Linked DNA regions of Homo sapiens: region 2 is linked to region 1. Evidence: chromatin loops called from intact Hi-C (ENCODE). Cell type or tissue: GM12878. All regions are shown on one strand. Each heading gives the region's core, and the rest is flanking DNA. Links, peaks and the distances in the headings are about the cores only. Region 1 holds the start of LOC107985817 (a long non-coding RNA gene). Region 2 has its middle 24 kb from the start of TMEM177.

Region 1 (2,912 bases), core at 321-2,820:
TAAAAAAATACAAAAATTAGCTGGGCGTGGTAGTGGGCGCCTGTAATCCCAGCTACTTGGTAGGCTGAGGTAGGAGAATCGATTGAACACCAGAGGTGGAGGTGCAGTGAGCCGAGATCGCGCCACTGCACTCCAGCCTGGCAACAGAGTGAGACTCCTCTCAAAAAAAAAAAAAAAGAAGGTGCCTACCAAAACCCACTTCCTGGTGGCATTGTCTTGGCCCATGGAAAGATTTTCTTTTACTGAACTAATATATTGAACAAATACCCTCACGTGAGATTTTCACTTCTATCCTAGGTCCTGGTTTGCTCTCTGGTTCCACACAGATAGGGGTATATCCAGTTTTTGTGTAACTCATATACTGTAATTTGATGGTGGGGGAAGAGGTCTTTAGTTGGAATAACACAAATTTAAAGATTCAAAATTAGGTACAGCGTCTTGGAAGGAGGCCACACAATAGCCCTAAAGCTTAAACCAGATTTATCTTCACAGTAAATCTACCTCTACCCCTAAGAAATAACATAATCTCTCTTTCACATCACAACCCTTTAAATCATTGAAGACACTTGTCCCAAGCCTGCAAAATCTTCTCTTGTTCTGATTTCCAGGCTCTTTGCTTCCTTAGTCAGCCTTCTCTGAACTGGTCCACCCTGGTGAGGCCATTCATTCGTGTCAAAGTATGCTGAACAGATTGGCTTAGAGAGAATTCCGACATAAGAATCAGTTCTCTTGGAGACTGAAGTGGCCCTGCATTCCAAAAGAACAGTGATGGCCATGATGATATGGTAGGGAGGAAGCAGCGAATGTACCGGTGAAACAAGATTGGGCCATGAAAAGAAAATACCCTCAGAAGAGTGAGTATCATGAAGAATTTGTTTCTCAAACACTGAATCTAGGAGAGCATTATCTATTTAAAAGATGTGTACAAATAAAATAAATCAACAAACAAAACCACGCTGGTCATTGTGGCTCATGTCTGTAATTCCAGCACTTTGGGGAGGCCGAGGTGGGCGGATCACGAGGTCAAGAGATCGAGACTATCCTGGCCAACATGGTGAAACCCCGTCTCTACTAAAAATACAAAAATTAGCCGTGTGCGGTGGTGCGTGCCTGTAGTCGCAGTTACTCCGGAGGCTGAGGCAGGAGAATCGCTTGAACCTGGGAGGCGGAGGTTGTGGTGAGTCTGAGCCAAGATAGCGCCACTGCACTCCAGCCTGGCAACAGAGCAACACTCCGTCTCAAAACAAAACAAAACAAAACTAAACTAAACTAAAACCAGTCATAAGAAACTCCCATGGCCAGGCACAGTGGCTTACGTCTGTAATCCCAGCACTGTGAGAGGCCGAGGCAGGCAGATCACCTGAGGTCAGGAGTTCAAGACCAGCCTGACCAACATGAAGAACCCCTGTATCTACTAAAAATAAAAATTAGCCAGGCATGCTGGTGCATGCCTGTAATCCCAGCTACTTGGGAGGCAGAGGCAGGAGAATCGCTTGAACTCAGGAGGCGGAGGTTGCGGTGAGCCCAGATGGCGCCATTGCACTCCAGCCTGAGCAACGAAAGCGAAACTTCATCTCAAAAAAAAAAAAGAAAAAAAAGAAACGCCCATAAGAGAGACAATTTTATTAGCATATTGCAAGGAGCCTGGAGTTTGATTTGGAAGCTAAAAGGCCCCAAACAAGTTTAAGTCCTGTAAAATGAAGATGATGCCAGCTTCCCCACAGAATAGTTATGAGCCTTACACAAAGTAAATCATCTAACATGTTTTCAAAATCATGCAATACTACATATAAGACAATGCAAATTTTACAGACCTAGGAGCAAAGATAACCTTTGTGCTACAAGTGGAAGACTAGGATCTCCTGAAATGGAGCCACGGCCCAAGCCTACTTTCACGTGATTTGGTGGCTCCCTTTTACCCAGCTAAATCTTTTCTGAGCCGGAATCGCATGTTTGAAATTCCACCCTTCCCTTCTTTGCAAATATTCCTGGGAGGAGTAAGACCTTAAACTAATTCATACTAAATGATTAGCCACATTGGCTAATTGAAGGACACACTAACAGAATGGGGGAAGGCAGGGGTTGGAAGTATGCAGAGAAGAGACATGGAAGGATGAGTTGGAGACAAGTCATTTCTTTCTCCAAAGCCTCCAGGCTTTCCCCCTACTTCTGGCTACTCAGGGCAAAGGACCTAATGCATCATTTTGTTCAGGATTATCTGGAACAGTGTCTTACTCGGTAGCCTATACTCTTTATTTATACTGTTAGGAAGAAAAAAAAAATCAGAAAAGCTTTGATGGCTCCAGGCAAGTTCATGATACTGAGTAATAGAGAGGCAGAAGTGAAACTATTTCACCATTGGTTTTGCCTACTGGTGAAACCATGATGAGACTGAGACTCAGGGGAAGAAAAAGGTAGGAGCCAAGGCTCAATGCTTCTAGAAGTTAATATGTATATGAGTCACCTGGGGATCTTATTAAAAGGTTTAAGCCTGGGGTGGGGCCTGAGATTCTGCCCTACAAACAAGCTTGCAGTGTGTTGATAGTGGACATTAGTGGTCTACACATTGAGTAACTTGGTCTTTAGGTGACTGTTCCCATACCTGTGACTACTGCTTGACACCAGGGGCAGGGAAGGTATTAGGAGACCTTGTGGTAGAAAGATCAGTGGCGACCACCTGCTACTGACTCATTTGGACAAGGCATTATCTTTCCTGGCATCGGTTTTCTCATGTGTAAAATGAGGTAATTAGGCCGGGCGCAGTGGCTCACGCCTGTAATTCCAGCACTTTGAGAGGTTGAGGCGGGCAGATCACTTGAAGTCAGGAGTTCGAGACCAGCCTGGCCAACATGGCGAAACCCCGTCTGTACTAAAAATACAAAAAAATTAGCCGGGCGTGGTGGCAGGTGCCT
Region 2 (2,912 bases), core at 195-2,694, 300 kb after region 1:
AGCTCCTCCCATTCTAAGCTGGGTTTTTGGCTTAGGGAAAAACCAGGTCATCTGAGCTCATGTGGCCTACTTTATTTTCTTATGTTTGCACAACGATGAAAATGTGTCCTACTTTATCAAGCTACCTTCCTCCTCCTCCTTTCCTCCCCTTCTTCTTTATCAGAAGCACATTCTTTTTTTTTTGAGACGGAGTCTGGAGTGCAGTGGCACAATCTTGGCTCACTGCAAACTCCACCTCCCAGGTTCAAGCGATTCTCCTGCCTCAGCCTCCCAAGTAGCTGGGATTACAGCCATGCGCTACCACGCCCAGCTAATTTTTGTATTTTTAGTACAGACGGGGTTTCACCATGTTGGCCAGGATGGTCTCAATCTCCTGACCTCGTGATCCACCCACCTCAGCCTCCCAAACTGCTGGGATTACAGGCGTGAGACAACATGCCTGGCCCAGAAGTACATTCTTAAGAGTTAAAATATTATGCATTAAAAAAATACAATCTGGTAGTAACTTATGGCAGCTTCTAAATGGAATAAATGTCTAGAGTACCTTCTTCACTTCCTTTGTCAGCATGTTCTTCCTCTTCCATGGAGACATTATTAGACCATGCTTTCAAATGCTTTCTAAATTTGAATCTGGTGTCAACACTCCTTTCGGCTGCATTCCACTGCATTGCTGTGAGGGTTTAGTGAAATAATACAGATAAAGTATCTGCCTTTTTTTAAATACAAAGTTCTGTATTTTTCTCTTTTCACTTACCATGTGCATTGGTCAGAGTCCTGGCAGGAATGGCATTCATACTGATGCTTCAGATGAAGGGCTATTTAGTAAAGGATGATTTACAGAGATGTGGACAAGTTTAAGGAAACCAACAAAGGATGTTGAGGCACCCAGCAGCTGGCAATAGCAGGAAGCTGTTACCACCCTTAGGATCAAGGGGAGGCTGCCCAGTGGAAGCTGCAGTCCTGGAGGCCCTGAGACAGGCAGAGAGTGGAGGAGACAGATCCCAGCCTCTCCTCCCAGCCTTCCATCTTCTGCTGGTGTCTCCTGTGGGCTGAATCCAGCTTGGAGCCAGAGGGGAAGGGAGTCGGGGTGATCCGGAGCATGGGACCAACCTCCTGGGGTGCGGGGCAGGGCAGAGCATGATTCTGGAAGAACGAATGGAGAAAAACATCCACATTATATGTGAGCACTATCCCATGTCATTAAATATCCCTGGACGCCAGGGTTTTTAACTGCTAAATGACATTTCATCATACGGTGGGACTACAAGTTATTATCAGTAGTAGTATGAAGGGACATTTGGAATGGCCCCTGCTCAATGAGTGTGATGGGCATCTTTGCCCATAATTATTTGTCAACATCTGCCATTTTACATGACTCAGTGGATGGGGCCTCTCCACAGGCCACAGGCTTGGAGAGTTCAGGCGAGAAACCCCAGAGGCCCAGCCTCGCTCCCAGCTGTCCCAAGAGGTCCCTGGAAACCATGATGTGCCATCAACTCCTACTTTCTTTGTCCAGTTACAAGTCAGGAGTAGCACCCAAAAGAACTGTTCTAGAGGAAAATGCAGGGCTGGGCCCAGGGCTGAGGGCTGAGGGATAAAAGTCTAACGGTGACAAAGGTGCCACTCCCTAGCAGGCTAGTAAAGCGAGGAGGCGCTCCTAGCTCTCTGGGCTTCCACCGGCCCTTCTCCCGGGGGCTCCTGCTGAGCCGGCCACGCCCTGGGCCACGGTGAGCTTGCTCCCCCTGCTGGCCAGATAGGGCATCTGCGGGAAACAGTGCCCAGCGGGCTCCTGCCCGGTCACAGGAATTGGCCACTCTGAGGATAGTATGCACCCAGGCTCTGGTACCAGCCCCCTGAGAAGTTCCCACAGGGCTTTGAGCATCCAAGGGATGACATCCCTGGGATAGAGGACTGTTTTGGTTAGAGCAGGAGGTCTGACACTATTGGAAATTTAAATCGGCATACATATCAAGAACCTTAAAATGTTCAATTCAGCCTCACCTCCTCCAGGAAGCCTTCTGCAATCACACTCCCCAACCACCCAGTGCAATCTTTATGCCCTTTTCCCCTGATCCCATGGCATTTTTGCTTGTCTCTGACTCAGGTGAATAAGAAAAGTAACTTTATTTTGCATTAATTTTTACATTTTTATTTTGAACTCCAATTCCATCAAAAAGTGGTAGTAACTTAATTTTAGTCATTTCAGGGTTCTCTCCTGCCCTTTCCCTGGGATTATGTCCTAGAGCAAGGTGGGTGAACAAAGGAACTCTTATGTAGTGCCAAGACATAGGAGCCACCAATCCTCTTTGTCATCTGTCCTCATAAGCACCATCTCACTCACTGCTGAGATGTTCCTGGGCAGCAGCCAGCAGCCAGCAGCCAGCAGCCAAGGAGTCCCCATGAGAGGCCCCACATTCCTGATGGTGGGACCCCTTCACTTGTTACATTGGTGAAACTGCCTTTGCAATATTATAACTGAGGAAATGATGACAGTGAAAGAAATCAGACCTAACCGACTCCATCTTGCTTCTAACATTTAAGCTGTCCTTGTTCATTCCTGGGCATAGGCCAAACTAACTTTGGGAAGGAATTCAGTTCATGGTTTGGCTATGAAACAAAATCAGTTCTTGCCTGGGGACCAGCCTGGCTTTGCAGGACTAACAAATTAGCTACAAGATTAGAAATTACAGTTTAGGGGTCATGCAGCCTCCGGCTCCAAGAGTCTGAACTTCCCCAAATTGCTCCTGAGGATAACATCACTACTGTAAAACCTAAGATCCGTGCTTGAGATATTCTGCAGACCCTGCACTGGATGGATCAGCTGAGAAACTAGACCGGTAATCTGACTCAACCTGTTCTGCTGTCCCACCCAGGAACAGAAGACAGCAAGAAAAGCTCACTTTGATCCTCTC

The links. Hi-C counts contacts between places; a loop is a spot of excess contacts. Peaks named below come from ENCODE experiments on the same cell type or tissue, not always from the same donor. Only the 100,000 strongest peaks of a DNase experiment are listed, where the experiment ranks them.
Region 2: it touches region 1 in a loop (4-fold over the local background); 10 of 110 quality-filtered maps call a loop at or near these places.

Annotation. Positions count from the first base shown.
Region 1 is chr2:120,005,815-120,008,726 of GRCh38, reverse strand. It overlaps LOC107985817 (a long non-coding RNA gene), which reads right to left and starts at 886. Exons shown (of 4, transcript XR_001739205.2): 1 at 546-886. RefSeq lists an enhancer at 1,460-1,754. In GM12878, for the core only: a CTCF peak has its summit at 1,423; a DNase peak (open chromatin) is centred at 2,386; H3K27ac peaks cover 870 bases.
Region 2 is chr2:119,701,851-119,704,762 of GRCh38, reverse strand. It overlaps a transcript of TMEM177 not described here. Among named protein-coding and RNA genes, the nearest start is that of TMEM177, 24 kb to the right of the region's middle. RefSeq lists enhancers at 1,072-1,676, 2,284-2,889, 2,890-2,912. In GM12878, for the core only: a CTCF peak has its summit at 1,742 (motif pointing left); no DNase peak of the experiment used is centred there.